Linked DNA regions of Homo sapiens: region 1 is linked to region 2. A link is a loop called in an ENCODE intact Hi-C map of the cell type or tissue named here. Cell type or tissue: pancreas. All regions are shown on one strand. Each heading gives the region's core, and the rest is flanking DNA. Links, peaks and the distances in the headings are about the cores only. Region 1 overlaps LOC105377134 (a long non-coding RNA gene). Region 2 overlaps LIPI (lipase I).

Evidence for each region. Hi-C counts contacts between places; a loop is a spot of excess contacts. Peaks named below come from ENCODE experiments on the same cell type or tissue, not always from the same donor. Only the 100,000 strongest peaks of a DNase experiment are listed, where the experiment ranks them.
Region 1: it touches region 2 in a loop (3-fold over the local background); 2 of 110 quality-filtered maps call a loop at or near these places.

What each region holds. Positions count from the first base shown.
Region 1 is chr21:14,066,602-14,082,944 of GRCh38, reverse strand. All of the region lies in intron 1 of LOC105377134 (a long non-coding RNA gene), which reads right to left. It also overlaps the pseudogene ANKRD20A18P, the pseudogene RNA5SP488 and the pseudogene ERLEC1P1. Among named protein-coding and RNA genes, the nearest start is that of LIPI, 140 kb to the left of the region's middle. RefSeq lists enhancers at 6,127-6,416, 6,163-6,457. In pancreas, for the core only: no CTCF peak of the experiment used is centred there; DNase peaks (open chromatin) are centred at 6,644, 7,394, 9,804, 12,154 and 1 weaker place.
Region 2 is chr21:14,126,992-14,143,334 of GRCh38, reverse strand. All of the region lies in intron 9 of LIPI (lipase I), which reads left to right. It also overlaps the pseudogene ERLEC1P1. Among named protein-coding and RNA genes, the nearest start is that of LIPI, 76 kb to the left of the region's middle. In pancreas, for the core only: no CTCF peak of the experiment used is centred there; no DNase peak of the experiment used is centred there.

The DNA.
Region 1 (16,343 bases), core at 5,289-13,288, 61 kb after region 2:
GGTCTCGATTGCCTGGGATCAAGGAATCCACCCGTCCTCAGGCTCCCGAAGTGCAGGGATGAAAGACGTGAGCCACTGCTCCTGACAGCATTGTTTTTTTTTTCTTTTTTTTAATCACTTGTCTTTCCAGGAGTTTCATGGCAGAGTGTTTGGATGGCTTGTTTAAATTCATTCTAAATAGGAACTGAGGATGTCAGCTTCTGGCTTCATGGACTCTGAGCTGACGAGTCCCCTTCTTACTGTACACGTAAGAAGTTAAAAAGAAAAGGAGTAAAAAACTTGTAACATTTAAAATAAATAACTTTGTTGTACAGAAATACACGGATGCACCCAAAACACAGAAACGATTCTTTTAAAAGTTGTCTTAGTCCTGGTGGGTGTGCCAGTGATTCTTTTAGGTTTGGAGCTTGACTGAATTTCCAATCGGTCTCTGGACGGAATTTCTAGATGATCCGATGGGTGGGGACTTAGGCTGTGTCCCTCCAGGGGCCCCGGTTGATTAGTTGTGGGGACTGCCTGGGAGGGCGCGGTGACCCACTGTACTGTGGGTGCCTCCATTCTTCCCCTCCCCTCTCCCCTCCGGGTGATCCCAATTCATTCCAGGCTGACACTCTAATTGGCAGACGTTGGGCATCACCTAGAGGCCACTGTTACTCTGAAAACCAAGGCCTCAAGGAGGAAGAAAGCTTGTGGTGCCTGCATGCAGCCCGGGGCAACTGCGTCTTCTCCACTGCCCCTGCCCCCACCTCCAAGTTTCTCCCTCCCTTATTGCCTAGGGAATTGCCACCCTGATGACTGGGTCTGACTGTTCTTTGATCAGTTGAAAAAGAAATAAATATGCCAGGTGTGGTGGCTCACACCTGTAATCCCAGCACTTTGGGAGGCAGAGGCGGGCAGATCATGAGGTCAGGAGTCCAAGTCCAGCCTGGCCAGTATGGTGAAAACCTCCCTCTACTAAAAATACAAAAAATTAGCCAGGCGCGCCTGTAATCTCAGCTACTCAGGAGGTTGAGGCAGGAGAATTGCTTGAACCCGGGAGGTGAAGGTTGCCGTGAGCTGAGATAGCACCACTGCACTCCAGCCTGGGTGACAGAGTGAGACTCCGTCTCAAAAACAAAACAAAACAAAACCAAAGAGGCCAGGCGCGTTGGCTCATGCATGTAATCCTGGCACTTACAGAGGCTGATGCGGGGGAATCACCTGAGGTTGGGAGTTCGAGACCAGCCTGACCAACATGGAGAAACCCTATCTGTACTAAAAATACCAAGTTAGCTGGGCATGGCAGCACTTGCTTGTAATCCTTGAATCCGTGAGACAGAGGTTGCGGTGAGCCGAGATTGCACCATTACTCTCCAGCCTGGGCAAGAAGAGTGAAACTCCGTATCCAAAATACTACTACTACTACTACTACTACTACTACTAATAATAATAATAAAAAATGAGTTTCCAGGAAAAAAGAAAAAAATAAAACCAATAGTGACATAAACACACGCCTCTGTCCTTTCGAGGCAGCAATGATGCTACAAAGTGATCCACCTGTCTCAGCCTCCCAAAGTGCTGAGATTACAGGCGTGAGCCACTGCACTTGGCTATGTGTAATTTCTATGTGTACTTTCTTTTTTTAAATTAAATTAAATTTTTGTTTGGAGACAGAGTCTCACTGTGTCACCCAGCCTGGAGCACAGCGGCATGCTCGCAGCTCACTGCAACCTCCACCTCCCAGGTTCAAGCAATTTTCCTGCCTTAGCCTCCCTAGTAGCTGGGAATATTGGCACGCGCCACTGCACCTGACTAATTTTTATATTTTTAGTAGAGACAGGGTTTTGCCGTGGTTGCCAGGCTGGTCTCAAACTCCTGACCTCAAGTGATCCACCCATCTCACCCTCCCAAAGTGTGGGAAAGAGAGTTTCTGGGGTGCCAGATGAGTTGGTCTCCCCTGTGAGACACCCATGGGGAGCCATGGGCAGCCTCTGAGAAGAAAACTCTCCTTATTGCCTTCATGTCTTTATGCCCCGAGAGCATAACAGCTCAGAGGCATTCCACAGGTTGCTAAGGGAGATAACACTCCCTTGAAACAGTGGAGTATCATCAAACATCTTGGCTCCTCCTGAAACCCACTCCCTCCCATTTCAGTCCCGATAAGTTAAAGATCTTAAGTAGTTTAGACACACGCCTTTGCTCAAGGAAATTCACAAAAACCGCCACTGCTATACATCTTATTGAAGGACTCACGAGTTCTCCTTCGGTGATTAATCCTTTTCCTCATCCCTTTCTACCCCTCCCATCTGCCCTAAGAACAAAGAGCTTGTAAACCATTGAATTCCGCCGGAGCCCGAGAGCTCTGGGCCTGGAGCAAGCCTCCGACGCTCCGGTCCCCTGGACCCGCCTTTTAAACACTTATTTTGTCTCTTTCTAACTCCTTTGTGTCCACTGGACTCGGGGTACCCGCCGGATGGTGTGGGGCTGCTTTCCCCAACACAAACTGCTGAGGTTACAGGCATGAGCCACTGTGCCCAGCTATGTGTAATTTCTTAGCTCATTTCTTGACTGGGTACCATGGGCATTTGGGCCACTTTCTCGTGGAACTTACTTGCGCTTCAGGATCTGTTTGGACCCAATCCGGTCCACAGCCCTTGCGTGTCACCCCGGAGTGCTGCTGTGCACACCCACTTACGCCCAGTGTGTGATGAGTGGCTGAGCTCACACGATAACTTCGTGGCCCCACGGTTGGGCGTTTGGTTTCTACCAACTGCCAGAGGCTAGCTGAGATAGCCTGTGGCTCCAAAGAAGAATGGTTATCTGCAGATAATGGCAGGGCCTTGCTCCGAAATCCTCAAGGCCTCCACTGTGATTCGGAATAGCATATATCTCAAACGGATGGTCCTGTTTTTCTGCTCTGGTCTTTAGGAACGAGTGGAGCCTTCCCGTGCTCTGCCACCTCCTTGCATTTTTTTTTTTTTACATTCATCTATTCATTCATTCATGTATTTTTTAGAGACGGAGTCTTCCTGTGTCACCGAGGCTGGAGTGCAGTGGTAGGATCATAGCTCACTGTGACCTTGAACTGCTGGGCTTAAAGCGATCTTCCTCTGCCTCAGCCTCCCGAGTAGCTGGGCCTACAGGCGCGGGCGCGAGCCACAACACAGCACAACGCCCGGCTAATATCTTCATTTTTTTTTTATTGTTTTCTTGTTTCTTTTCTGAGGCAAAATATCCCTCTGTCACCCGGGCTGGAGTTTAATTGTTCCCGGACCAAACTGAGGGTCAGGCTGCTTATTCTCGCGGCCTGATAACGAGATGCAGATGAGCTGAAAAAGGAGGGAGTTTTTATTTCTGTGACCACTTACAGGGAGAAGGCCTGGAAATATCGCCAGACTGACTCAAAATTACAAATGTTTATAAAGCTTATGTACCTTCCAAGCTATCTGTCTAAGCGTAAGAGTGTATTCGTCTAAAGATGGAAGCGATTGACTCTTTTTTTTTTTTTTTTTTTTTTGAGACGGAGTCTTCCTCTGTTGCCCAGGCTGGAGTGTGGTGGTTAGATCTCAGCTCACTGCAACCTCCACCTCCCGAGTTCAAGTGATTCTCGCGCCCCAGGAGTTGGGATTAAAGGAACCCACCACCACCCCGGCTAATTTTTGCATTTTTCTTAGAGACGGGATTTCGCTGTGTTGACCAGGCTGGTTTGGAACTCTTGACCTCAGGTGGTCTGCCCGCCTTGGCCTCCCAGATTGCTGGGGTGACGGGCGTGGGCCGCCGCGCCCAGCCTGCTGCTTTTGTTACTAGAAATGGATTCTCTCACTATCACGGTATAAACTCGTCTATATTGTGGGATATGGCGTGCACGTGTGTACATGCTTAGGCGCATGTTTCTCCATGTTTTCCCGAGCCACGGTGCTTCTTCCCCCGCAGGGGCTCTGGTCGATTAGTTGTTGGGAGCTCCTGGGAGGGTGCCGGGCTGACACTTCCATGCGTTGTCATCGGTCGTCATCTAGCGGTCAACGTTTTTGAAGTCTAGGCGGCGCACAGGACGCTCTGGCCGCCCGCCCACGGTACGGAAGGAGCGTGGCTTCTCTCCGCTCCCCCCGCCCCCACCCCGCTCTCTGAGGCCCGCTCTACCTCCGTCCCTCTGTTTCCCACTCCTTCATTGCCCAGAAAACCTCTGGAGATTCTGGTTGGGCCAGATTGTTGCTCTTTTGATCAGTTGTTTCCTTTTCTTTATTTGTGTGTTTAACCCGCGTGGACTCTTCTGCCTGGGTTTTACAGATGGCAGCTCCACCCTAGGCCTTTTCGTTAGTAGGGACTTTTCTGATTCTCCCCAGATATTGTGAAAGCAGGTAGATGTCAAGCCTGTGGGACTAAACGACCGAAGGAGGTTATTATGCAGTGCACACCTTTCAAGGCAGCGATGGCAGCACTATGAATTCGGTGTCATTTCTGGAGTCAGCTTGTTTCCTGAGTTGCCCTCCGTGTCTCCCCATCCACCCCAGGCTAGAAAACATTCCAGAGTGAACTACTGTGCCTCCATCCCTTCCCCCTCCTATTTTGTCCCCTCCCCCTCACCTCGGTTTCTCTCCTTCGACGCTGACAGTTTCCTCTTCCTCTCTCCCTCCCTCCCTAGGGAAACTCAACCACCCTGGCTAAGCCGCCATAGTCACTTTTTACCGTTACGTTATGTTTAACATTTTTCTTTCCCTGGCCAGCATATTGGTAAAGTGGAAAGTGCATCATAGCCCCGCCCTGGGCCTTACTATTTTTTTAGAGGTTTTTTTTTTCATCTTTCTCCTTTCATTTCTGTCTTCTTAATTTCTCCAGTTCCCTCTTTCTTTCTCTTTCTTTTTTCTTTTTCTATTTCCTTTTTCCTTTCTTTTTCTTCCTTCCTTTTTCCTTTCTTTCTTCTTTCTCTCTTTCCATATTTCTCTCTTCCTCTTTTTTTCTTTTTCTTTCTTTTTTGATTTTTTTTGAGACAGAGTCTCGCTCTGTCACCCAGGCTGGAGTGCAGTGGCGCCATCTCAACTCACGGCAACCTCCGCCTCCCGGGTTCAAGCGATTCTTCTGCCTCACACACACCCCAGGTAGCTGGGACTACAGGCGCGCGCCACCACGCCCGGCTAATTTTTGTAATTTTAGTAGAGATGGGGTTTCACCATATTGGCCAGGCTGGTCTTGAATACTTGACCTCCCACATTGCTGGGATTACAGCCAAGAGCCACCGCATCCGCCCATTGTTTCTTTTTAAAATATTTTTCCTTTCAGAACGCGACCTCCTTCTTCATTTCCTTTATATCTTTTTCTTGCAGGACTCGCAATCTTTATTCGTTCAAGTTTTTTCAGACGAAGTCTCGCTCTGTCACCCGGGCTGCAGTGCATTGGCCTGACCCTGGCTCACCACAGCCTTGACCTTCCGAGTCCAAGAGATGGTCTTATCTCAGCCTTTCGAGGAGCTGTGACTACAGACGCATGCCATCGTGCCCGGCTAACTTTTTTTTTCTTTTTTTTTTTCTTTAAGTGAGACAAGGTCTCGCTATGTTGCCAGAGCTGGTCTCAAACTCCTGGGCTCAGGTGATTCTCCCAACTAACCTTGCAAAGTGTTGGGATTATAGATGTGAGTCACCATGCCCTGTCCTCTTTGTTATTTTCTCCTCTTTTCTTTCTTTCTTTCTTTCTTTCTTTCTTCCTTCCTTCCTTCCTTCCTTCCTTCCTTTCTTCTTCCTTCCTTTCCTTTCTTTCCTTTCTTCTTTCTGCCTTTTATTCTTTTTCTTTTTTCTTCTTTCTTTTTTCTTTCCTTTGTTTTTTCCTCCTGGCTTTCCTCTATTTCTTTCCTTATTCTTTATCTCTTTCATCTTTCTTCCCTTTCTATGTCTCTTTCTCTCTTTCTTTATACTTCTTTCTCTAGATTTTTAAAATTCTGTCTCTCTCTGTTTCTCATTTCCTTCCTCACTTCCTCCCTCGCTGCTCCTTTCCCTCCCTCCTTCCCTTCCTCTGTCTGTCTCTTTTCTCCATTTCCTTTCTCCCTCCCTTCCTCTGTCTGTCTTTGTCTGGATTCTAGAAGACTCTCCTCATTCTGTATCTCCCTGTGTCCTAACCGATCCGCGACCAAGTCCCGTTTCTTCTTTCTCCTTCTGAGATGCATCTTCAAACTCCCAAGTTGTCTTTTGACTCTGTTGCAGCCTATGCAGAGACACGTTGGGGAACGGTTTCTGTGAAGTTGGGGAGGAGGTGCTGCGTTTTGGGCCTTCAAAAGACTTCCACTCATGGTTTTGGTTTCCCAGTCATGGGCTGCCCTGCCATCTGGAGCTCTGGCGCGTCACTTGTGAGTCAGAGCTCGGGCGTGCAGGGCTTGTGGGGGGAGGCTGTCGCCGCGCTTCCCTGCTCAATGGCAGTGTGGGGCTGCCCTGGCTGGTCAAACAGCACGCCCCCAACTCCCAAGGCTTGACCCAAGACCCGCGGGGACGTATTGGGCATTTTGCGGGTGGCTGGGGACGAACTTCCCAGCCTGGTGGCAGGCCAGTACAGGTCCTGGACATCTGAGGCACCTGCCGAATTATTTTCCAAGTCCCCGGGGGAGTCAGGGACCGTCCTTTACTGTCCTTTGGTTGCCGAGGAGCGGTCACCGGGCCCGGCCCCAGTCCCTCTGCCCTGATCTTTTTTTCCAAGTCCCCATGCCGAGTTGGAGAGCGGTCCCTGAGCACGCATGTGGTCCGAAAGGTGGCAGCTGGCCGGGCTTGGGTCCCTCATGTGATCCAGTCATGCGAGGGACCGGCTGAAAATGACTCCGAGTCTCGCTCTGGAGAAATGGGCCAGCCCCTGCATTGCACGGGTGGCCGGGAGGGTGTCCCTGACCCTCTGCTGCTCCTGTGTGTGTCCCGGGGTCCACAGAAGGCCTGGGTGTTCCATATCTGGCTGCCATGGTGGCCTTTTTGAGGACAGATGTCCAGGTCGCGCATTTCTGGGCCGGTGGTGTGGTCGGTGACTTGACACCCCGCCCCCAGGCGAGGTATATCTTTCACTCCGAGTTGGCATTTTGGGCCACCAGATTGTTGCTGACATGCTGTCTGGCGATTAGATTGGGCCTCTAGATGCATGTGAAGCTCTGGTATAGCAGTAACCCGGCTAACCGGCCCTGCCCCAGCTTGAGCTGATTGCTGGGACCTGTGTGCCTGCTCTCATGCATCGTAGTGTCATAACTGTCTCTGGGCCTTTGACCCTGGTGGGGAAGGCAGCATGGGCTCCTCTGACCCGTGTGCTCCCTGCTGCGGGCACACGGGGTGGTCAGAACAACCCCATCCTGTTGGCTTTGTGCTGTGCACGTCAGCCATTCTCTTCCTTAAATTGTCTGCTGTCCCTATCCCGGAGCGAGGCTGGCTGGGCTGTTATGATCATCAGCTTCGTCAAGAAAGACCCTCACTCAACCACCGCCCCGCTATGGGGCTTTTCATGATCAATGTGATGTCACGCTCTCCCAGGTCGGGACTAAGCCACGAGGAGCAAAGGATGGAAATTCATGGTGAATGGAACCGTTCTTCTCATTCTGCTCGCGGGGCCCCTCGTCTGTCCTCCCCGCTCGTGGGTAGTGTGTTGGGAGGCATGGGGCAGGGAATTTGGCATGACCTCGCTGCCCTCATGCCTTGTGCCTCATGGCTTTGAGAAGATTGGTGGGGTCCTCTGACACAGCAGGCACCTTTGCTCTGGCTTCCTGTGGTTGTTGCCTTGGGGGTGGACCCGGCACCTCTCTGCGGCCATGGGGGACTGTCCCTACAAAACATCATGCTGCCCTTTCTGGGATACGAGAGGGTTGGCACCACCTGGGCCTTTGTGGTGATCCAGGAGTGCTCCAGATTGCCCCCACGTGCCCGAGACAAACGGTGGCGGGTTGTGCCAACCCCATGCCCTCTGCTACAACAGCCACCACGGTGTTTGCCAGTGCTTCCTGAAGAGGTCCTTGGATGGGGAGAGGCGGATGAGTGAGGCAGGCCCCTCCCACTCTATAAGAGATGCTGCCTTGTCTGTCCAGCGCAAGTCCCTTGCTCCACTCTGCCAAGTGCGCGCAAGTACCCGGAGTGATTGTGGTAAGATTCTGTGTACTACCGTGGTGTATGGGCCTCGGGGAGGACTTTTGCCCCAGAGAGAAAGGTGGATAAAGGGAGGGACTTTAGGGGTGAGTGCATGCACACCAGGCAACGGCCCTGATGGAAAGCACTCAAAATTTGCCACAGGCTTTTGGTCGTAAGGCAGACCACTTTCTTCCTCAGGCGTTCAAGAGCGAATCTTCAGGCACAACGAGGGGCAACGGGCGGGGAAGGAGTGTGACCAAAACTCAGTAAGAAAGCCTTCTCTGGTAAAACGAAAGGTGAGCCAATGGGGTACAAAATGCCCCAGTCCAAGGCCTCTGCGTATAATAATGATTCCGTTGATGTGCATAAGCAGAGTTCCCTACTTTTACCATAAACAAGGACAGAAGCCGCGGGGGGCCGTGGAGTCCCTGGCTTACACCCAGGGTGTGTGTCGCCCCCACTAGGGGCACCAGAAAGCGGCAAGAAGACCCCCGGGGGAAGGGAACAGGAGGCCAGGTTTTAAAGGAGACGTTGAGGCAGTCCGGGGAAAAAACTTCCCAAGGAAAACAGTGCCTGCCAGCAGACCCTGGGCCGGGCTTTGCGAAGCCGTGGAGTCCCTGACTTGCACCCAGGGTGCGTGTCACGTCCATGGGGGACACCCCAAAGCGGCAAGAAGTCCTCCGGGGTAAGGGAACAGGATGCCAGTCTTGATAGGGGACGTTGAGGCAGCACGGAAAAAAAAAAGGGGGCGGGCCAGGGTCGTCCAACGGATGACAGTGCCTTCCCTGCAGCCCCTGTGTTGGGCCCGTGGGTTCGTGGAGTCCCTGGCTTGCACTCAGGGTACGTGTCACGCCCATGGGGGGGGCACCTCAAAGCGGCAAGAAGACTCCTGGGGAATGAGAACAGAGCGCCAGGCTTGAAGGCCCCCAGGGGAAGGGAACAGGACGCCAGGCTTGAAAGGGGATGTTGAGGCATTCCAGGGAAAAACTTCCCATGGACGACACCTGCGCCTGGCCCAGGGGGAGGGGGGGTCGTGGAGTCCCTGTCTTGCACGCAGTGCGTGTCTCACCTAAAAGCGCACCCCAATGCGGCAAGAAGGGCTCCGGGGGAGTGGAACAGGACGCCAGGCTTGAAAGGGGACTTTGAGGCAGTCCAGGGAAAAACTTTCCACGGAGGACAGTGACTTCCCGGCAGCCCCTGCGCCTGGCCCCAGGGGGTCTTGGAGACCCTGGCTTGCACCCTGGGTGCGTGCCTCGCCCACAGGTGGCACCCCAAAGCTGCAAGAAAGCCCCCAGGGGAAAAGAACAGGATGCCAGACTTGAAAGGGGATGCTGAGGCAGCCCGGGGAAAAAAGGGGCAAGGCTGGCGTCCTCTCACGGACGACAGTGCCTTCCCTGCAGCCCCCTATTCTGGGCCCGGGAGGGTCCTGGAGTCCTTGTCTTGCACACAGTGTGCGTATCTCGCCCACAGGGGGCACCCCAAAGCGGCAAGAAGTCCTCCGTGGGAAAGCAACAGGATGCCAGGCTTGAACAGGGACGTTTAGGTAGCCGGGGGAAAAAAAGCAGCGCGGCTGGGGTGGTCCCACGGATGACAGTGCCTTCCTGGCAGCTCCTGGGCCGGGCCCGGCGGTGTTGTGGAGTCCCTGGCTTGTACTCAGAATGCATGTCTCGCCCACAGGAGTCACCCCAAAGCGGCATGAAGGTCCTCGGGGGAAGGGGACAAGACGTTAGGCTTAAAAGGGGATGTTGAGGCAGCCCGGGGTAAAAGGTAGCGAGGCAGGTCCTTCGAACGACAGTGCCTTCCCGGCAGCCTCTCGCCCTGCCCAATGGGGTTGTGGAGTCGCTGGCTTGCACCCAGGGTGCGTGTGGCGCCCACGGGGAGCACCCCAAAGCGCCAAGAAGGCCTCCGGGGGAAGGGAAGAGGATGCCAGGCCTGAAAGGGGATGTTGAGGCAGCACGGGAAAGAAAGCAGTGGGCCGCGGTCGTCCCACGGACCACAGTGCCTTTCCAGCAGCCCCTGCGCCGGGCCCGGGGTTGTCGTGGAGTCCCTGGCCTGCACCCAGGGTGCCGATCGCGCCCATGGGGGCACCCCAAAGTGGCAAGAAAGCTCCGGGGGAAGGAAACAGGACGCAGGGCTTGAAAGCGGACTTTGAGGGAGTCCGGGAAAAAACTTCCCCTGGATGATAGAGCCTTCCTGGCAGCCCCTTTGCTGGGCATGGGGGGGTTGTTGATTCCCTGGCTTGCACTCGGGGTGCGTGTTGTGCCCATGGGGGCACCCCAAAGTGGCAAGAAGTCTTCCAAGGGAAGAGAACAGGACGCCAGGCTTGAAAGGTGATGTTGAGGCAGCACGGGGGAAAAAGTGGCGAGCCGGGTTCCTCCCACGGAGGACAGTGCCTTCCCGGCAGCCCCTGCGCCAGGCCCGGGGCGTCGGGGAGTCCCTGGCTTGCACCCAGGGTGCGTGTCTCTCCCACGGGGTGCGCCCCAAAGCGGCAAGTAGGCCCCCGGGGGAAGGAGACAGCACTTCAGGTTTGAAGGGGGACATTGAGGCAGCCCGGGGAAAACAACATCAACGCTGGGGTTCTCCCACGGACGACAGTGCCTTCCTGGCAGCCCCTGCCCTGGGCCCGAGGGTTTCATGGAGTCCCTGGCTTGCACCCAGGATGCGTATCTCGCCCACGGGGGGCACCCCAAAGGGGCACGAAGACCTCCAGGGGAAGGGAACAGGACGCCAGGCTTGAAAGGTGATGTTGAGGCAGCACGGGGGAAGAAGTGGCGGGCCAGGCCCTCCCACGGACGACAGTGCCTTCCCGGCAGCCCCTGCGGAGGGCCCGGGGTGGTCGTGGAGTCTCTGGCTTGTACCCAGGGTGCGAGTCGCACCCACGACGGGCACCCCAAAGCGGCAAGATGTACCCTGGTGGAAGGGAACAGGATGTCAGGCTTGAAAGGGGATGTTGAGGCAGTCCGGGGGGGGGTGCGGGAAATCCCACGAAAAACAGTGCCTTCCCTGCAGTCTCTGTGCCGGGCCCGGGGTGGTCGTGGGATGTCCCTGGCTTGCACCCAGGGTGCATGTCTTTCAAGCGGGGCATCCTGTTACCTTTCTCTGGGGGAATTCTTGCCGCTATGGGGTGCCCCCTGAGGGCGAGACAAGCACCCTGGGTGCAAGACAGGGACTCCACGCTCCCCCTCCCATTCTGCCGCAGGGTCTGTCGGGAAGGCACTGTCATCCCTGGGAAGTTTTTCCACGGACTGCCTCAACGTCCTCTTCAAAGCCAGGCTTCCTGTTCCCATCACCCGGTGTCTTCTTGCCGCTTTGGGGTGCTCCTGTGGGCGAGACACGCACCCTGGGTGCAATCCAGGGAATCCTCGCCTGAGGCCTGAGTCTCTCTCGTGTCCTCGGGACGGGAGTTTACACGAAGTCGGTAGCAATGGGAATCCGGGTTCACAAGGACGTTTTCCTGGTAGCTGGCAAAGGCAATGTCCTTCCCTGGAAAAAGCAGCCCGTGCGTTCTGGAGGAGCTCTTGGCTGGCATCTGTGGGACCCTCTGCCCCTGCCCGCAACTTCCCCAGGCTTGGATGTTTGCGGCGGCGCCAGATGAGTGAATTGAATTACGTGGGCGTTCCTGGAGCAGGAAGATAACCAGGATGGCAGGGAACCTGGGCCTGTGCCTTTGGGGGTCTGGTCCTGGCCTGCCCCGGCCTGGCTAGAGCCGGGGACCTGGTGGAGCTGCAGCAAGGCGGAAGAGGTGGGATGCTGCTGCCTGGCGGTACTGCAGCGGTGGACCCCCACGAGGAGGTCCTGGGGTGCGATGGGGACTCAGGCAGCCGGAAAAGGGGTAGCAGAGTCAGGGGGTGGTTGGGAGGCAGAGCAACAAAAGGGGGAAAGAGGGAGAGAGCGGGAAGCCAAAAGCCCACAGCGTCCAGTAGTCCCACGCGGTCTCCCTCAAACTGAAACAAGCCCCACCCTGCGTAGCTTCACAGACCAGAGGAGAGCAGGCGTCTTCAGGGCGGTAAGGCCTTAGACAGCGGCAGTGATACCTGGCTGACACAAGAGCCGGGCCCGGCCACGCCCGCCTGGCTCCAGGCATCACCGCCACTCCAGGGCCGCGGGGCTCCGATCGGTCACCTCTGAGCCACTCGCCCGCTGCTGGGCTGCTCTCCCCCTCCACGCCCCAGCACTGTGGGTCTCCGCGCTGGACCTTCCGCCGGCCTCCAAGAGCCTCCCGCCATCGCTGGCGAGGCCATGCACCGGACCGCCGTGGTGGCACCCTGCTGTTGAGTGGGGACGCCAGAGGTTTCCATCCCCTGCCCAGACTTCGGGCTCTCTGGGTGGCCTCCATTCTTCCGACGCTCCAGGCCTTCCCCAGGCTCCTGAGCTCCCAAGCTTCCACCACATCGCGCCTGCTCAGGACAGTTTGTGCTCCCAGCCCTCAGGGCCCTGGGCCCACGGTCCTGGGATACCCTCCTGTCCTCCTCCTTGCCGCCCGAGGGATTGTTTTGGTTCCCTTGCCGCCCCACCTGCAAGGCCCCCTCTTTCCTCACCCACCCAGAGCTACCAGGGCTGCCCAGGGGTGAACAGCCGCCCTAGCCCTACGAGCCCTTTCTCTCACAATGTCACTAACAGCGTCGCTTGTCCCGACAAGGACATGGCCCGTGGCCAAGTGAGTGGGAGGAGCTGCTTTGCCCGGCGCTGCCACTAGAGCTGGCAGACTGATCCCAGGAGAGAGAGGCTGATGGACAGCCAGACACACCTCACCACCACCACGAGCAAACCCACACCCACAGACACACATGGGTGCATGCGCGCGGGCACACAGACACAGACACACACAGATACACAAAGATACAGCTTGAAGGAGAGCAAGGGAAAGAGGATGGAGAGATAGAAACTGAGGGAGAGAGACCACGATATAGAGAGAGACAGGAAGGAGAGAGAGAGAGTGACAGAAAGAGCATGAGATGGAGGGGAAATAAGAGAAATAGAGAGAGGGTGAGAGAGCTAGAGAGCCAGAGTGATAGAGCCTGGGAGAGGGAGCCCTCTGCTCTGGTAGACAGAGCTCCTTCCAGCAGGCTGGGGTAGGGTGGAGGGTGCTTGAGCCAGGCCAGAACAGGGGGGCAGGGCCGCCCATGCAAGAGGACCAACAGAACCCTGAGACGTATTTTTTCTTGGATTGGTTGGTTGCTTTGGGGGTGCTTTTATTATTATTATTATTATTACTATACTTTAAGTTTTAGGCATAAACTGGAAGAACAACAAACTAAGAGAAAAAAAAAAAACTATTCTTGGCATTTTCGCTCATTACCTAATTTCCAAGTGACCTGCATATTTCTGATTGCTCTCCTTTTCCCTTCCCATTTTCCCCTGTTAAGCCTTGTGCCACTGAGAGATGATACATCGGTTTTTCAGAAAATTAGCAGCAGCAACATATCCACTTATTGTAAGTTGCTTTAGTTTTGTTTGAGTTTTAAGATAAAGCCTATTTCCAGGGCATAATTTCTTTCCTGTGTTGTTTTACACTAACTGGGGGGGGGGGGGGGAGGAAAGAATAACCCTCCACAGAAAAAAAGTTGAAAAAGTTTTACCTTTAACAAATTCACAAATATTTTCCAAAGTGCATTTTATAAAGCCATACCCTTTAATGCTCCTTTAAAAGTATCAATATTTAAAATAAAATCTTAGACAATTATTTCAAAATAATTTGCATTTGCATTCAGGGAATGGTTGAGCTTCCAAATATAAAAAAATGACCCTTACCTATGTCAATGTTAAAACAAATATTTTGGGAAGAAAGTTGATTGATCTATACCTTGTCCAGTGCTTCAATATCTGCACCATTGAAAAGCAGTTTTTCTGCCAGTGAGGTGCTCTCACTATACACAGCATAATGGAGAGCAGTGTTGCCGTACATATCCTTAAGGTTTGGATTGGCGCTATGTTCCAGCAGAATAACAGCACAAGCCTCTTCCTGGCAATGGACAGCCTGTCCGTATTAGACCAAGAAATAGATTGTAAATTCCAAGAATTCAAAATACACATTCCACAGGTTTCACCAACTAGTTATATGTAAATGAGATCAATTTATTTTAATTCTATGTATGCAAATCAAATCCATGTCATGCTAAAAGAGTTGGCTCTAATATACCTGTATCAAAGGTGTTCTATTTTCTTTGTCACAGATATCAATCTGGCATTTTCTGTTAACCAGGAGAGTGACCACTTTCACATGGCCACTGGCACAGGCCAAATGTAGAGCAGTTCTATGAGAGTAAGAGGACTTTTCAGGAAACTGTAGTGCAACATCTCAAAACATACAATCATTCATGTAACTGTAAAAAATGAATAGCATGTTTTTCCTCTGCCTTCAAAACAAATACTTATTTTTTTTTTTTGAAGAAAGTACAATACTTACTAGCTCTGATTGCTCATTGCCTTAATGAAAACAGCAGCCTATTTGAATAGAAAGAGCTCAGTCTTTGGATTCAGTTCAATTAGGGTTTGAGTCCTACTTTAAACCCTGTCACTTACCAACTATTTCTTAGCCTTTCTGTGCCTCAACTTCCTCATTAATGAAGATGACAATAGTAGCTATCTCATAGGACACCATCGTGATGCTTAAATGAGAAGCTATGTATTTAGAATAGTTCCTACAACTCAATAATTGTAAGATTTTTGTTTTTGAGACAAGTCTCACTCTTTTGCCCAGGCTGGAGTGCAATGATGTAACTATAGCTCACTGCAGCCTGGAACTCCTGGGCTCAAGCGATCTTCCATCCCCAGCCTCCTGAGTAGCTGGGACTACAGATGTGCACCAGCATGCCCAGCTATTTAAAAATTTTTGTAGAGTAAGAATCTCACTTTGTTGCCCAGGATGGTCTCAAACTCCTGGCATCAAGCAATCCTCTCACCTCAGCCTCCCAAAGTTCTGGGATTACAGGTGTGAGTCACTGCACCCAGCCAGATATTATAATTGTTACTATTACTACTTAACAAAAACATTTTAATTAGGTAAAAGATACAATTACACCTACTTTGCAGGATGGCTTAAAGAGTAGGTCACATTTTAATACCTCTGACATTGGAATGCCACTTATATTATTATAACTATAATTGGTAGCACTTTAAAAATTATCTTATTGATATATAAAATAGCGGGGTATCACACAATCCATGAGACCTTACATTAAGTAGAATATGGTATACTCAGCAGGTCTAGGGCAGTTCTAGGCATATAACTGGCACTTAAATACATTTTAGTTCTTAAAGGTACTATGGGGAAAGAGCACTGAAATAACAATAATGCATTTTTTTAAAAAAATTAATTCCTTCATTTTCAAACAAATTGAAGCCAAAGGAAACTCATGATTCAAATGAATACACATGGCTCATTTTATTCAATACTTATAATACTTACAGAATATATGCAAATAACACTTTCCAATGATTAATATTAGTATTTAAGACTGATAAACTTTTCAAAGAGCAGTTAAAGGTTATCTTCTACTATTTTCTAAGTTCAGAAATGCTTTTGTTTGAAAGGTGGGAGATAAAGTTTCAAGGAGATTAAGTCCCAATATTCCTATATTAAATCTCTCAGCTTGTGCAGGCAGGGCAGGTAAACATGTAGTTTTTAAGGATAGAAGCGTCCTGAGAGATAGTAGAATATGTCTGCTACATAACAGGTACTCAGGTTATGTTTGATGAATAAATGGAATGAAAGAATGGATAAATACAGTTGGGGAGATCGATATTTTTAAATAAACTCCTATAAAGCAATATTTTTGCAATAGTATTTATATATTATTTTTATTTTTAAAGAATACAATTGAAATGAAATTATTAATCTATCATTGTTTGCATAAATTGAGTGAATATATAAGAAAACCATGTTCATAATAATATATACAGAAAATAAAATCTGGAAACAGATAAAAACATTCCCTTTTTACTTCTGAAGAGGCTAAAAGTTCAAAGAAGATAACAATACACAAAATAATGATAAAAATAGAAAGCGAGAAATTATTTTTAATATTGTAAGATTCATATTCCTCTCTTCCCAAGGATTATTCCTTTATTAATAAACTTTACTAGAAGCTTTGTACACGCTCACTGCAGCAATCACAGATAAGAAAAAGGAAAAGAACTTTACTTAAAATACAATTGCTCAGAAATTACAAATTTTATATTTTGTACATATTTTTTGCTAAAACAAGACCATAGTATATTTGTGTGTATGTATAATTTAACTGATTTTTTTTCCTCGCTAGCTATAACAAAATACATCTTCACACATCA
Region 2 (16,343 bases), core at 4,914-12,913:
TATTGTTCCTTGCCTTTGAAAATGCCAAAATATCTGAACATTTTCGGCAGGAACATTAGCAATATCATTCCCTATGAAAGTATATAGTGGGGAGGGATCATGCCTTGAAGGACTAGAGCTGTAAGATTTTCAATCTTCAACTAATCTCTGTATCTGTTATTATTATTGTTATTTTTGCTTCTCATCACTCTCTCTTTTCCAAAACATCTAATACTTTTAATGGTAAAGGGCTACTGTATTTGGGGATTCCATTATCTGGTCATTAGAACAGCAAATACAATTGTGGAGTAGGCATATTTCGCTGGGTTTTTCTAGAGTTTCTATAAAACACTCTTCCAGGGCAATTTTTACTCTATGATTCTGATTAAAATTCAAGTAGCATGCTGATTAAAGTTCACATCTTAGGGAACTTGATGTCAGGAAAGTACTTCCTAGGACAGATAATGCAAATAATTGAGTTGATAGATATTAAAATATTTATCAAATATAAGTGTAAGTTAATATACTAATTATAGTATAAATATAAAATCTAAATTATAAGTATACAAATTGGCCAAGAGTGGTGGCTCACGCCTGTAATCCCAGCATTTTCAGAGGCCAAGTCGGGAGGATCACTAGAGGCCAAGAGTTTGAGACCAGCGTGGGCAACAAGGCAAAATCCTATCTCTACAAAAAATTTAAAAAATTAGCCATGCATGATGGTGCGTGCCTGTAGTCCCAGCTGCTAAGGAGGCTGAGGTGGGAAAATCACTTGAGCCTGGAGGTCAAGGCTGCAGTGAGCCATAATTGTGCCACTGCACTCCAGCCTGAGCAACAGAGCAGGACACTGTCTCAACAACAACAACAAAATATATATATAATATATTATCTATAATCTATAAATATACTTATATAATACATAATTATTATAATCTATAATTAAGCCATTGACCTAATATGCTGACATTTTTGTTTATTTCCTTTAGGTTAGTTTATGTATTCATTTATTTATTCAATGTTATTTCAATTTATTCTATTTTTTAATTATACTTTAAGTTTTGGGATACATGTGCAGAATGTGCAGGTTTGTTACATAGGTATACATGTACGATGGTGGTTTGCTGCACCCATCAACCTGTCATCTACATTAGGTATTTCTCCTAATGCTATCCCTCCCCTAGTCCCCCAACCCCCGACTGTTATTTTGAAGATGCAAAGCCTCCACTAAACATAAGAATAGAAATTATATTTGTAGTCCACTAAGGCTAGGCTGTAAAGGGGCCAGGAGTTTTGCATCATTGTAACAGGGGTTGTTGTCCCCTTGTTGCCTTATTAATACCTTCTAAATGTAAAGTTGGAGTATAATTAGAGATGTCTAGAAGTTGTAGTGCATGCTTTCTTCCTGGGATTTAAATTTAAAGAATTTATATTATCCAGGGATGAAGTTTTCTCCCTGTGGTATCATAAATACAAGAGAATTTCCTCCTCAGTCGAGAGGCAGCACACAATGTAAATCTTGGCCAGACATCAGAAATTTAGCTAGAATATTTGCATATAAAACAACACATAAGCTCAAGATGAGAAACAGAAATTTAGTTCCATTCATATGGACGGTAAAAAGAACCAAGGATAATCCACCCTCTGTGTACATGGGCAAATGCCAGGGCAGCTACCACTTTCGTCATTTAAGCAGAAGTGGACAAGAAAAACACAACAAAACAACAACAAAATGAGGCCTAATGCAGCATAGCAATGCAAGAAGAAAAGGTATAACAATCAAGATTTAGAAATAAGGTTGACTTTTTAAAAGATTTATAACAGGAAACAGAAGAAAGTTCCATAAAGCATTGCTCAATGTTCTCAATGGTAGTTAAGAAAACAAAAATCCATATAAGAACGAGTGAAGAGTGAGATGATGGGACAACTGATTGCAGTTAAAAGAAGGTTGGCTGAGTTAAAAAAAAAAAAACAACTAAAGTTATTTGGTATCAACATTAAAATAGTAAATAATAGATTTGACCAATAATGTAGAAAATATATTTATCAATAACTTATAGAATAAGGAGATATAAAAATAGAGAAAATAGGGTCTTAGGGTGAAATAACTGAAATGCAATATTTTGGATACCTAATGTTGCTGAAGAGGAGACACAGCAGAAGAACTAACTACGGATGTAATAAAAAAAAATTCCCCTTCAACTGAGGAAAAGAAGATACAGATCTCAAATGGAAAGGATGAACTGAAAACCAGGAACTAAAAGAACGAAAAGAACAAACATTTAGACCCATTCTTATAAATTTTATTTTAAAACTTTGATGATGAAGAGAATTCTGCAAATATTCAAAAAATTATCAACGGAGTAGAAGATTCAATGTTATAGCAATAGCCATTCTTGTTAAATGCACCTACAAGATTAACATGACTCCAGTCAAAATCTAAGGTAGATGTTGCTTGGTTGTTCCTAATCAACTTGGAATTACAAATAATAAGATGAGCCAAACAGACTGAATAATGAATGTAATGTTCACAGCTTTATGAAACAGTAATATTCCAAAACAACAATAAAGATATTTGATGCTTGAGGAAGAATATAATGGAATAAATGGAAAATTCCAAAATAGAATTTTATAGATGATAAGAAGAGCATTACAGAAAATGATGCTGGAATAAATGACAAGTGAAAAAGACTTTGATATGTCATATATCAAGATTAATTTTAGATATGGTAAAGTATTAAATGTATACTGATAAACAAAAAAATGGAGGAAAATCTAGGCAAATGTTTATATTTGCACAATAATGAAAGCCAAAACAGGAAACTGAAAGAAAAATATTACGGTTGCCTACAAATATACAAAATTAAAACTGTATGTCACAAACAAAATTAACAAAAGTAAACTGAGAAAACTTTTGTAATGTATATGACATAGATGGATTTAAATTATTTATATATAAATAACTTTTACAAAAATATTTTTAAAATACGTTCTAGTTGAAACATGGAAAGAAATATCCTTCCAGTTGTTTAAGCCAAGAAACCTGGGTTCATCATAGACTAGTCTTTTTCTTCTCACTCATCATCCAATCATGAAATCTCTTTGTTCCTACCTTCTGAAAATATCCAGAATTCTTTACCACCTGTACTGCTACAAACTCACTAAGTTTTATCATCTCTCCTTGAATTCTTAAAATAGCCTCTTAAGTGTTCTCTTGCTTTTAGCTTTGTGTCCTATAATTTGTTGTCCTATAATTTGTTGTCCAGAGTGACCCTTTTAAAAGTGGGTTATGTCACACCTCTGCTCAACAATCTCAAAAGTCTTGCCTTCACACTTCATATAAAAGCCAAAGTCTTCACAATAGCTTACAAACTCCACATGACCTAACTAGTATCTCCACTGCCTCATACCTCCCAATTTCAACGCCTTGACTACTGTACCTGCACACTTAGCTATATCCTGACAGCCTTCTTTGCTGTTCCTTGGACACACCAGGTAGGATCCTCCTTAGAACCTTTGTACTGGATGTTCCCTCTGCCTAGAAATTTCTTCCCCTTGAAGTGCCGATGGCTAACTTTCTCACCTCCAAGCTTTTGCTCAAATGCCATTTTCTCAATGAAGCCTACTTTTATCATCCTGTTTACAATTGTGAGCAGCAGCTCTTCCACTATCAATCCTCTTACCTGGAATTTTTTGTTGTTCTCGTAGGAGTTATTATCTATACTGTCCTCTGTACTTATGTTTGCTGTTTATTGTTTGTATCTCTGCAAGTAGAAGATAAGTTTCTTGAGGATGTTGAGTCTATGTATTTTCTTCAAAGACTTATTTCAAGTGCCTTGAACTGTGCCTGGTACATATTGGGCACTAAAGGAATAGTTGTTGAATGAATAAATGCAGAAATAAATACATTGGCATGGAACAATTTTAAAAAGAAAGAAAAAATGATTAATAGACATGTTTTTAAATGCTTAAACCCAATTGAAGGCTATGAGACATAATATATCTCTTCCCAAACTGTAAAAAAAGTATATTGTTGAAGTTATACTGAAATTGCCATCTTGTTTCACCAATTGTAGGTATGTAAAATTGTATACATATACTGGAAATAAGTGAATAAAATACATTAATAATCCCCACTAATAATAAAATACACTAATAAATTGTATACTGGGTATAGTATACAATTTGGAAATAAGTGAATAAAATACTCTAATAATCCCCAAGTGTTAATACTTCTGGCCCTATCCTCTTCTAGAATTTATACTTCAGAGACATAGCAGAAAGTAACATTTAAGAGTGTCAGCTTTGGAGCCAGAGTATCCTGGTTCGAATTTCAGTTCAGCTAATTACTAGCTTTATTACCTTGAAAATATGATTAACCTTTCTGTGCCTCATTTTCCTTACCTGTAAAATGGGAGTAGTTATAGTCTATTTTGCAGAATTGTTAAGAAGATTAAATAATGTAATATTTATAAAGAATGTAATATATTGCCTGGCATATAAGTGTTATGTAAATGTTTGTTAAATAAATAAAATGAAAGATCTAAAATGCACGTATGTATTTCTATAGAAGACATTTACAATTTGATTAACAATGCTAAAAATTATAAATAAATCGACTGCTCAATAATAGGGTAATTTATACATTGATTATGGAATAGCTGTAATATTAAATGTTATGCAATCATTAAAATTGCAGAACTATCACAACATAATGATGGCTAGGGACAATTTTTTCCAAATATATAATAAATATATAAGTATTCCATAATTGGAGAAAATTAAGTGACTTTTTCTTATAAAAATACCTTGATTAAAAAATTAATAAAATTTATATGGATACCAAAATTTTGCAGCTTTAGTCTGAGTGCCTTGCACACTTGTTTTAACTCCTCTAGTTATTCAGCTTAATTGGATTTAGTTCAATCATTTCCAGATTCTTTTAAAAATATTATGCTGTTCTCTAGATAAATGAGAGCACTTATTCACTGAAGAACAGCCAAAAAGCTGTCTTTAATTTAGAGAATAAACTTAGACAGCCAATATGCAGTTATATTATTTGTCCTGAAATCTTTATTTTTTTATCTATCTATCTATCCTGTTATATTACTTGTCCTGAAATCTTTTTTAATTTTTTAATCTTTATTTTTATTTTTTATCTATGTTTAGGGGGTTCAGGTGCATATTTCTCACATGAATATATTGTGGAGTGGTGAAGTCTGGGCTATTAGTGTGCCCAAAACCTCAATGGTGAACATTGTAATCAATACGGTCTGGTATCAATGAAATCCCTCAGCTTTTGTTTTTCTGGGAAAGTCTTTATTTCTTCTTCATGCTTGAAAAATACTTTCCCTGGATATACTACTCTATGGTAAACTTATTTTTTTCCTTCAGCACTTTAAATATGTCATGCCACTCTCTCCTGGCCTACATGGTTTCCACTGAAAGTCTGGCACCAGGAGTACTGGAGCTCCATAACATTTTATTTGTTTCTTTTGCTGCTCTTAGGTCCCTTTTTTTATCCTTGACCTTTGGGAGTTTGATTATTAAATGCCTCAAGGTAGTCTTTCGGTTAAATCTGTTTGATATTCTATAACTTTCTTATACTTGGATATTGATATCTTTCTCTAGGTTTGGGTATTATCCCTGTTATTTGTTATTATCTTGGATCAGTTATTATCCCTTTGAATAAAACTTTCTACCCCTATCTCTTTCTCTACCTCCTTTTTCAGGTGAATAAATCTTGTATTTCCCCTTTTAAGGCTATTTTCTAGATCCTGTAAGCATGCTACCTTGCTTTATATTCTTTTTTCTCTTCTGACTGTATTTTCAAATAGCCTGTCTTTAAGTTCACTAATTCTTCTTTCTGCTATATCCATTCTGCTTTTAAAGGACTGTGATGCTTTTGTTAGTGTGCCAACTGCATTTTTTAGCTCCAGAGTTTCTGCTTGATTCTTTTTAATTATTTCAATCTCTTTGTTAAATTTATCTGATAGAATTCTGAATTCCTTCTCTGTGTTATTTTGAATTCCTTTTAGTTTCCTCAACACTGCTATTTTGAATTTTTTGTCTAAAAGGTCACATAGTTCTGTTTCTCCAGGATTGTTTACTGGTGCCTTATTTAGTTCCTTTGTTGATGTCATGTTTTCCTGCATGGTGTTGATGCTAGTAGATGTTCTTCGGTGTCTGAGTATTGAAGAGTTAGGTGTTTATTGTAGTCCTCACTTTCTGGGCTTATTTCTGGTCATCCTTCTTAGGACAGCACTCCAGACCTTTTAAAACACTTGGGTCACAACTTGAGTGTTGTGATCTAAGCTGTTCCTGCTTTAGGGAGCACCCCAGGCCCAGTAATGCTGTGGTTCTTGGAGACTCATAGAGGTACCACCTTGATGGTCTTGGACAAGATCCAGGAGAATTATCTGGATTACCAGCAGAGACTCTTGTTCTCTTTCCTTATATTTTCCCATACATATAGAGTCTCTCTGTCTCTGCTCTGAGCCACCTAAATCTGGGGGTGGAGTGACACAAGCACACCTGTGGCCACCAACACTATGACTGTGTTGGGTCAGACCTGAAGCCAGTACAGCACTGGGTCTTGCCCAAGACCTACTGTAACTCCTCCCTGGAAACTGCCTATGTTCACTCAAGGCCCTGGTGTTCTACAATCAGCAGGTGGCCAAGCCGTTCAGACCTGTGTTTTTCCTTTTAGGGTGGTGAGGTCCCCCAGGCCCTGAGTGGATCCAGAAGTACTATCCAGGGGTCAGCGACTAGAGTCAAAAACCTTAGAAGTCTACCTGGTATTCTACTATATTGCAGTTGAGCTGGCACTCAAATTACAAGACACAGTCATTCCCCCTCTTCCCTCCCCTTTCCAAAGACAGGGGAGCCTCACCCCATAGGCACCACCACCCTTGGACAGAAGAAGTACTGCCAGACTACCAGTGATTTTCCCTTAAGTCCCAATTTCTCTTAAGACAGCTGGTGGTGAATGCTAACTAGCCTGGGACTCACCATTTAGGGCAGTGGGCTCCCTCTGGATCAGGGCAGGTCCAGAAATGCCATCCAAGAATCAAGTCCTGGAATTGTGAACCCCACGAGCCCACTTGGTGCTCTACCCTCCTGTAGCAGTTTTGTCCCTGAAGCCAGCAAATCTCTGAGGCTCGCCAAGGCCCTCCATGCAGTACCTGGGTATTGCTGCTGGTTATTCAGGGCCCAAGGGCTCTTCAGTTAGCAGGTGATGAATGCTGTCAGGACTGGGTTCTTTCCTCAAAGGCAGTGGGGTTCCTTCTGGGCCAGGGCATGTCTAGAAATGTTTTCTAGGAGCTAGAGCCTGGAACAGGGGAGACGGGGCCTTAGGACTCTGACTGTTGCCTTATCGTGTTGTGGCTGAGCTGCTATGCTAGATGCAAGACAAAGTCCTCCCCACCTTTACCTCTCCTTCCTTCAAGTGGGAAGAAGGGGTCTTTTTTTGGAGCCACGAGTTGTGCAGCCTGAGGTTAGGGAAGGGGTAATGCCAGTACTCCCTTAACTTCCCTAACTGATGTCTCAGTATGTGACATGGCCCCTCAATCTATTGCCTCTGGGCCTAGTTCAGCCCTAGGACTCACCTACAAGTTGCAGTCCTGAAGGCCTAGACTGCCTTTCAAGCTTACTTAGAGGCAAAGAGTACTTTGGGCCTCAGTGGCCAGGTTTCTTGACACTAAAGTTTAGGCTACTGGGATTGCTGATTCCCCTGTGGCAAGGCCTGGTTTAAATACTCCCTCCGTGGGCTGGTGTCAACTGAGTTTGATCTGGTTTTTCCTTTTGCTCTAACAGAACAGCACAGAATTCAATGCCTCTCAATTGCTGTGTTCTCCTTCCCCTAGCACCCAGAGAGGGTCTCTGCACCATGCCGCCACTCCTGGGGATGGGGGAGGAGTGGTGTCAGTGACTCAGAGCTGATTTTTCTATCTCCTCAATTCCTCTTTTAGTGATATGAAGTTAAAACTAGGTACTATGAGTGCTCATCTGATTTTTTGGTTATGAAGGTGTTTTTTTCCGTGTAGATACTTGTTAACTTGATGTCTTTGCAGTGGGGAATAGTGGAGCTTTCTATTCCACCATCTTGCCCTGCCTCCCAAAATCCCACTGTGCTTTTAATTTGCATTTCTCTGATGATTAGTGATGTCAACTGTTTTCTCATATATTTCTTGGTTGCTTGTATGTCTTCTTTACAAAAATGTATGTTCATGTCCTCGCCCACTTTTTAATTGGATTATTATTTTGCTTTTTGAGCTGTTTGAGTTACTTATAGATTCTGAGTATTAACCCATTGTCAGGTGCATAGTTTGCATATAATTTTTTTCCCATCCTGTAAGTTTTCTGTTTACTCGGTTGATTGTTTCTTTTTTGTGTAGAAGCTTTTTAGTTTAATTAAGTCCCATTTGTCTATTTTTGTTTCTTTGCATTTGCTTTTGAGGATTTGACCATATATTCTTTGCCAATGGCCAGAAGAGGTTTTCCTAGGTTTTCTTCTAAGATTTTTTTTAATAGTTTCTGGTCTTATGTTTATGTGTTCAATTTATCTCGAATTAACCTTTGTATATGGTGGGAGACAGGGGTCCAGTTTCATTATTCTGCCTATGGCTATTCAATTTTCCTACTACTATTTATTGAATTGGCTGTCCTTTTATCAGTGTGTTATTTTGTTGACTTTGTTGGAGATCAGTTGGTTGTAGGGTATGGCTTTATTACTGTGTTCTCTATTCTGTTCCATTGATCTGTGTGTCTATTTTTATACCAGTACCATGCTGTTTTGGCTACTCTAGCCTTGTAGTATAATTTGAAGTTAGGTAATATGATGCCTCCAACTTTGTTCTTTTTGCTTAGGATTGCTTTGGTTATTTGGGCTCTCTTCTGATTCCATACGAATTTTAGATTTTTTTTCTAATTCTATAAAAATGACTTTGGTAATCCAATAGAAATTGTATTGAATCTATAGATTGCTTTGGGCAGTATGGTCATTTTAATGATACTGATTTTTCCAATCCACGAGCACGGGCCATTTTCCATTTGTTTGTGTCATCTATGATTTCTCTCATCAGTAATTTGTTGTTATCCTTACAGAGTTTTGTTTTTGTTTTGTTTTTTTGACAGAATCTCATTCTATCATCCAGGCTGAAGTATACTGGCATGATCACAGTTCACTACAGCCTTGACTTCTTGGGCCCAAGTGATCCTCCCACCTCAGCCTCCCAAGTAGCTGGGACCACAGGCATGCACCACCATGCCTGACTATTTTTTTTAAAATTATTTTTGTAGAAATGGGTTGTCCCTATGTTGCCCAGGCTGATCTTGAACTCTGGAGCTCAAGCAATCCTCCAGCTTCAGCCTCCCAAGGAGCTCACAGCCTCCCACAGTGGCAAGCCACTGTGCTTGGCCAAGTGATGATTTACCTCCTTGATTAACTATATTCCTAAGTATTTTAATGTGTTGTAGCATTGCAAAATGAAATTGTCTTTTTAACTTTGTCCTTGGCTAGATCATTATTGATGTATAGAAACACTACTGGTTTTTGTATGGTAATTTTGTATGCTGAAACTTTTCTGAATTCACTTATTAAATTTAAGAGTTTTTTTGGTGGAGTCTTTAGGGTTTTCAAGATATAAGCATATATCATCAGCAAACAGAGATAATTTTACTTCCTCTTTTCCAATTTGTGTGCCTTTTATTTTGTTGTCTTGGTTGATTTATCTGGGGTGAGAACTTACAGTACTGCGTTGAATAAGAGTGGTGAAAGTGAACTTCCTTATATTTTTCCAATTTTTAAAGGAAATGCTTTCAACTTTTCCCCATTAAGTTTGATGCTGGCTGTGAGTCTGTCATTTATTGTCTTTATTATGTGAGGTATGTTCCTTCTATGTCTAGTTTGTTGAGAATTTTTCTCGTGAAAAGATGTGGAATTTTATCAAATGCTTTTTCTAGATCTATTGAGATGATGTCTTTCATTCTGCTTATGTGATATGTCATAGTTATTAATTTGCACATGTGGAACTATCCTTGCATCCCTGCAATAAATCCCACATGATCACAGTGTATTATTTTTTTAATGTGCTATGGCATTTGATTTGCTATTTTTTGCATCTATTTTCTTCAGGAATATTAATCTGTAGTTTTGTTGTGTCTTTATCTGGTTTTCATATGAGGGTGATACTGGCCTCTTAGAATGAGTTAGAAAGAATAGAATTCCTTCCTCCTCAATTTTTGGAGTTGTTTCATGAGGATATGTATTAGTTTCTTGTGTGTTTGGTAGAATTTGGTTGTGAATCCATCTGGTCCTGGGCATTTTTTGTTGTTGTTGTTGTTGTGAGATTTTATTGTTGATTCAATCTTGCTACTCATTTTTGGTCTGTTGAGGTGTTTTATTTCTTCTAGGTTCAGTCTTGGGAGGTTGTATGTTTCTAGAAGTTTACTCCCTTCCTCTAGGTTTCCTAGTTTGTGAGCACATAGTTGTTAATAATAGTCTCTCAAGATCTTTTGTATTTCTGTGGTGTCAGTTGTAATATCCCTTTTTTCTTTACAGATTGTGTTTATTTGGATCTTCTCTGTTTTTGGTTAGCCTAGCTAGTGGTTTATCAATTTTATTTATCTTTTTGAAGAACTTTGTGGTTTTATGAGATTCTGTAGTGTTGCCATTTTATTCCTGTATCTTCTTCCTTTGTGTGAGTGTTTTATAAGAACTGTGAGTTTTATATTTTTGTGTTTTTGTGATGGTGAATATTGACTTTTTGTTTCCATGTTTAGGATCCCTTTGAGCATTTCCTGTAGGACTTGTTAATTGGTGAAAAATTTTCTTTGCATTTGCTTGTCTGGGAAATACTTTATTTCTCCTTCATTTATGCAGCTTATTCTGGAAGGATATAAATATTTTGGCCAAAACTTTTTTGTGTGTGTGTGTTTTCAGCACTTTGAAAATGTCATTCAATTATCTTCTGGCTCATAAGGTTTCTGCTAAAAAGTCTGTTGTTATTCTGATGGGGCTTCCTTTATAGGTGACTAGATACATTTCATTTGCTAATTTAAAAATTCTTTCAGTTTGCCTTTAGACCTCCTAAAGGTAATATGCCACAGTGATGTACTATTTGCAGTGTATTTGCCTGGGAAATAGTGGGACTCCTGTATTTGCATGTCTGACTCTCCTGTTAGATTGAGAAGTTTTTATCCACTTTCCTTAAGTAGTTTTTCTAAGCTTTGTGATCTCTCCTCCTTCTTTGGAATACCAATAATTAATACGTTTGGTCACTTCATGTAGTAAAAGATGTTAAAGGCTTTGTTTTTTTGTTTGTTTATTTGCTTGTTTTTTGCCCGACTGGATTATTTTTAAAAACGTATCTTTGAGTTCTGAGATTCTTTCTTCTTCTTGGTCTAATTTATTGTTGAAGCTTATTGAAGCTTTTGGATGTATTTTGTATTTCCTTCAGTGAAATTTTTACTTCTAGAATTTATGCTTTTTTTCTTTCAAGAAACTTTGTAAATTTCTCATTAATATCCTGAATTGATTTTCTGATGTCTTTGTATGAGTCTTCAGATTTCTCTTACATCTCATTGAGCTTCTTTAAATTCTATATTTTGAATTATTTACCTGGCACTTTGAGGAATTCTTTCTGGTTGGGATCTATTGCTTGAGTACTGTTGCGGTCCCTTGGTGGTGTCATATTTCCCTGCTTTTTCATGTTTCTGTGTCCTTCTACTGATATCTACACATCTGGTGTAGCAGTCACTTGTTTCAGTTTTTTAAAGTGCTTCTATAGGGGAGAATTTTTTCCTAAAGATGTTTGTAGATTGTTGGTTGAGTAGGATATATTGGTTTTGATTTTGGGTGCCTGTGATAGTATAATTTTGTATGACTTCTTCAGCAGTACACAGAGTCTGTATTAACTGTGATTTCCTCAGTGACTTAAGGTAGTTATTAGTTGATGTTGTGGCAAAGTTTTGATGGGGACTTGGATGCTAACTGAACCAGGCTTCAGACCCCAGTGGTGGCAGAGTGGGGTAAATGTGCCTGTTTTTAGGCCCCAGAACAGCCTATACTGGCCCCAGTGCTAGTTGGTCCTGGAGGGATGATTTTGGGGCCTCCAAGTAGCTTGTTTAAGTTAGTAGTGGGTCACTTTGGGAGGCCGAGGTGGGTGGATCATGAGATCAGGGGATCGAGACCATCCTGGCTAACATGATGAAACCCCATCTCTACTAAAAATACAAAAAATTAGCCGGGTGTGGTGGCAGGCGCCTGTAGTCCCAGCCACTCAGGAGGCTGAGGCAGGAGAGTGGCATGAACCTGGGAGGCAGAGCTTGCAGTGAGCTGAGATCGTGCCACTGCACTCCAGCCTGGTTGACAGAGCAAGACTCCGTCTCAAAACGAAACAAAACAACAACAACAAAAAAGTTAGTAGTGGGAGTGGTGAGCCAGCTGTGTGGGAAGGCTCTCAGATCTCTGGGTAGCATGTGGATGATGAGTGGTGGTGGAGCAATGCACTGGGACACAACTGGTCCATGTTGGTGTTCCTGGTGGCTGTGTTGGGTGGGGCAGGCTAGACCTCAGTCCCACAGCTGCTGGCATTAGGGGAGTAGTTATTGTCCTAAGTGTGCTTAGAAGAGCTTGATCTCTCCATCCCTCCTCTGGCTGGTTGGCAGCTGCAGCTGCATCTCCTCAAACTTGGCCCAAGGGTCAGGCACAGCATATCACTAAACTCTCAAAATGATGCTAGGTGTGGGCTTGTGACCAGAGAGGGCGGTGCTCCACTCAGGTGTGCTGAATGAGCAAGAAACTGTGGGCAGTGCAGTCTGTTCAAGTCTTGGTCTGTCAGCAGCCCATAGCATGGTAGTGGGTATTATCCTAGATATACAGAGCAGAGAGAGCCTGGTTTCCTCATCCTTCCTTGGCGAGGTGGTGGTGGTAGCAATGTCAACTTGAACTTGGTCCAAGGGCAGGGCACAGATGCTAAAATCTTTCACATTTCACTTTTGTCTCTCTCTCTCTCTCTTAGACAGAGTCTTGCACTGTTGCCTGGGCTGGAGTGCAATAGCACAATCTCGGCTCACTGCAACTTCCGCATCCAGGGTTCACACGATTCTCCTGCCTCAGCCTCCCAAACAGCTGGGGTTACAGGTGCACACCCCCACACCTGGCTATCTTTCACTTTTTCTCTTAAACATTATGGCTAAACTTTGGGAGAATATGGGGACTGGGACTCTAGAACTCTGAAGAGTGTCTAAAAGTAGCAATTTTTTAAAAACTAACTTTACAATTTTACAAAGTTTGTTGATCCATCCTAAAATGTTTCCTCCACTGTCACTCTCCACCACCCCCTCTCCAATTTTTCCTTGGTCCTCAAATGATGCTGTCCAGGTTCAGAGAAATGTTGAGAAGTGATACAAATAAGGAACAGGAACTTCAAACAAAATCAACAGTGAGAGTACCATATGTATGTTTTTCTATGTTGTGTGAGTTGTGCCTCACTTGAGAAGAATCAAATTGTTTAAGGAAGGTGAGAAATAAGCTTTTTTTTTTTTTAAAAAAAAAAACAATTAGAGTCATTATTGAACAAATAGATTATTATACTTAGGTTTTTTTAAAAATCAGCATTTTACCTATCATATTAAGGAATATTTTAATTCACAATCGACTTTTAAAATTGTTATTTTTTTCTTTTTTCTGACTTCATTCTTCCATGACATCAAACTGTTTTTATTAATTTTTTTCTGCAGTTATATTACATAAGAATTTTAAAATACAAATAATTAAAATAAATGATTCTCTCTTTAGTTTGCCTAGAAGTTGTTATGACATAATTCTAGGTGGTAATTGTATAATTGGGTACACATCTTAAGAATTTTTTAGTTTGAAATCCTGAAAATTACAACACATATTTTCACTAACTGTTGTGGGACACAATTATAGTTATTACCTAGGTATTCAATAATCAATACACATCTTAACAAAATTTGATTAAGATATATTACAAATATATATAAATGCATTCAATAATTCTTATTCATAAAATGGTTGCTTTTCTTTCTATATTTGTCTCGCCATTCTGTACATTTATTTTTAGTGGTATAATATATGTAAAGTGTTTAGTTAATATTAGGTGCTAAATCATTTCTTCTCATTTTCTTCCCTTCCCTGATTGGTCCCCAATTTGACTTTCATTATGCCTTCTCTTATCTATAAATACACAGCTCAATGAACAGGCTGACCACGTCATAATTATATAAAACATACTTGTCTATTTTGTTGAAATATTTAATCAACAAAATTCCTTATTCCAAATACTTCTGTGAAACTATGTCTCCTTCTCTAACTATATAAATACTCCTAGATTCTTGGAAAATTTGTATTATTACTACTTTCTAAACATCTTGTTCAAACTCTTTATTCACTTCTGCTACCATTCTCACTCTGAGAACTATAATGATCAATACTCTCACCCAGGGCGTTGTTAAGGATATAGGAAGGCTCTGATCACAGTTGACTAAGAAAGTTAGATAATAAAATCTGCATTGATTGCAATTTTATCTCTGAAAGTAGAATTTATCTTTAGAGTTATCTGCCCCAAAGTGAATTTAATTATTTCCTATAGAGAACTAATATGTAAGCAAGGAATTTTCAGTTTTCTCCAACATGCATGCTTTGGATGACACACTTAAGATATATCGTGTACCTAAGATTGATGATTTCTTTGACTATTTAGGCATCTTTAAGGATATATCCTTGATAATTATTTTATATTAGTGAACTGCTTTCTAGATGAGTAACAGTGGAAACATTTAATTGGTGTCTACTACATTACAAATGCTATTTTTTCAGTCCTTGCAACAAATCTATGAGGTATCCTCTCTATTAGTTTAAGAAATAGAAATCCAGAGTTGATACACAGGCTACCTAAGGTTTCTCAGCTCAGAAGCACCTTTGCAATGACTTGAAACTAAAATCTTTCTTGGAGTTTTTAATTTGTCCTTGTTTTATTTTTCTTTTGTTTTTAGTTATTACTAGTTTAAAAATAACAGCTTTTTCAATAAGAAATATAGTCAATTATTCCCATTGTGGAAGATTTGGAAATTTTAATTCATATGTAATTCTGCAACTATGAGATAGTAATTGTTAATATTTTGTTATATTTACTCATAAACACATATGTTACAGTTGAAACATGCATTTAATTTTTTACATTATATGACACAGTGTCTGTGTGTATACATCATTCAGCCTACACTGCAGTATCTTCAAGTCTCATTATTTACATAAAAAACAAGGTGAACACAACGTTATTGGTTCTATGTTATATCATGAACTGGGTTGTAAGCATTTTTTTTCCCTAAGTTAATGGCTACTTTGTATTCTATCTTTTGTGGATTATTAAATTTAGTGTCCTTTATTATTGGATCCTTCATTTTTCCCCAAAGTTTGTTTTATCATAAATAGTTAATATCTATACATATGTAACTATCTTCATTTTAGACAATTTCATTTTTATATATGCTTAGAAGAGACGTCAAGGAGGAGGAACATTTTTAAATCTTCTATCTCAGGTTATGATATTTACACCTTAGTACAGAATGTTGGTGAGCACACAACCATTGTTCTCTGCATACATTTCTTTTTCTTAGCCACTTATTATAAAGGAAAGGGAAAAGACAAACAGGTCTGTCCATATTTTATTTATCTCACTGTCTTCTTAATCATTTTTACATAGAGAAATATTATATTTTACTTATTCATGTGTTAGGTAAAAAATAGGGTGAAGTCATTAGGATATGCAACAGAGCAAAAGAAAACAGAACAAGTATGCAATTTTAACTTTTATGTAAAATTTAAACATGGATAAACTATGAAAATTTATTAAATGTATGAAATCTGGATGCAATTGTTTCTACTCTGGGGAAAAAATACTAAAATACATTTTGTGGTTGTTGAGCAAAACTCTCTACATTCCCTGCTGGCTGGAGATGCTAACACATGTTTGGATCAATGTATGCTTAAGTTTAATTACCTAGGTAATTGCTGAAACCATCTATTTGCTTTTCCTATTTAGATCTGTCCATACAGATAATGTGCAATTAGTGAGATTTAATACTGCCAAATTATTGGGAATGTGAGTTATAAAAATGTGATGCCTTATGGTCCAGATTAAACTATGCATGCAGTCAACAAGTAATTATCTTTTTGTAACAGACTGTGATAGAGACAACAGCAGAGCTCTCCTTCTAGGTGCTTCCAGTAGAGTAGGACCTCAGACCTTAGGGCTGAGAGGGATTATGCACGACAGAGGTGACTTCAGATGACTTCTAGAAAATGTTGTGCTAAAGCTACTTTCAAAAATTTTATGTAA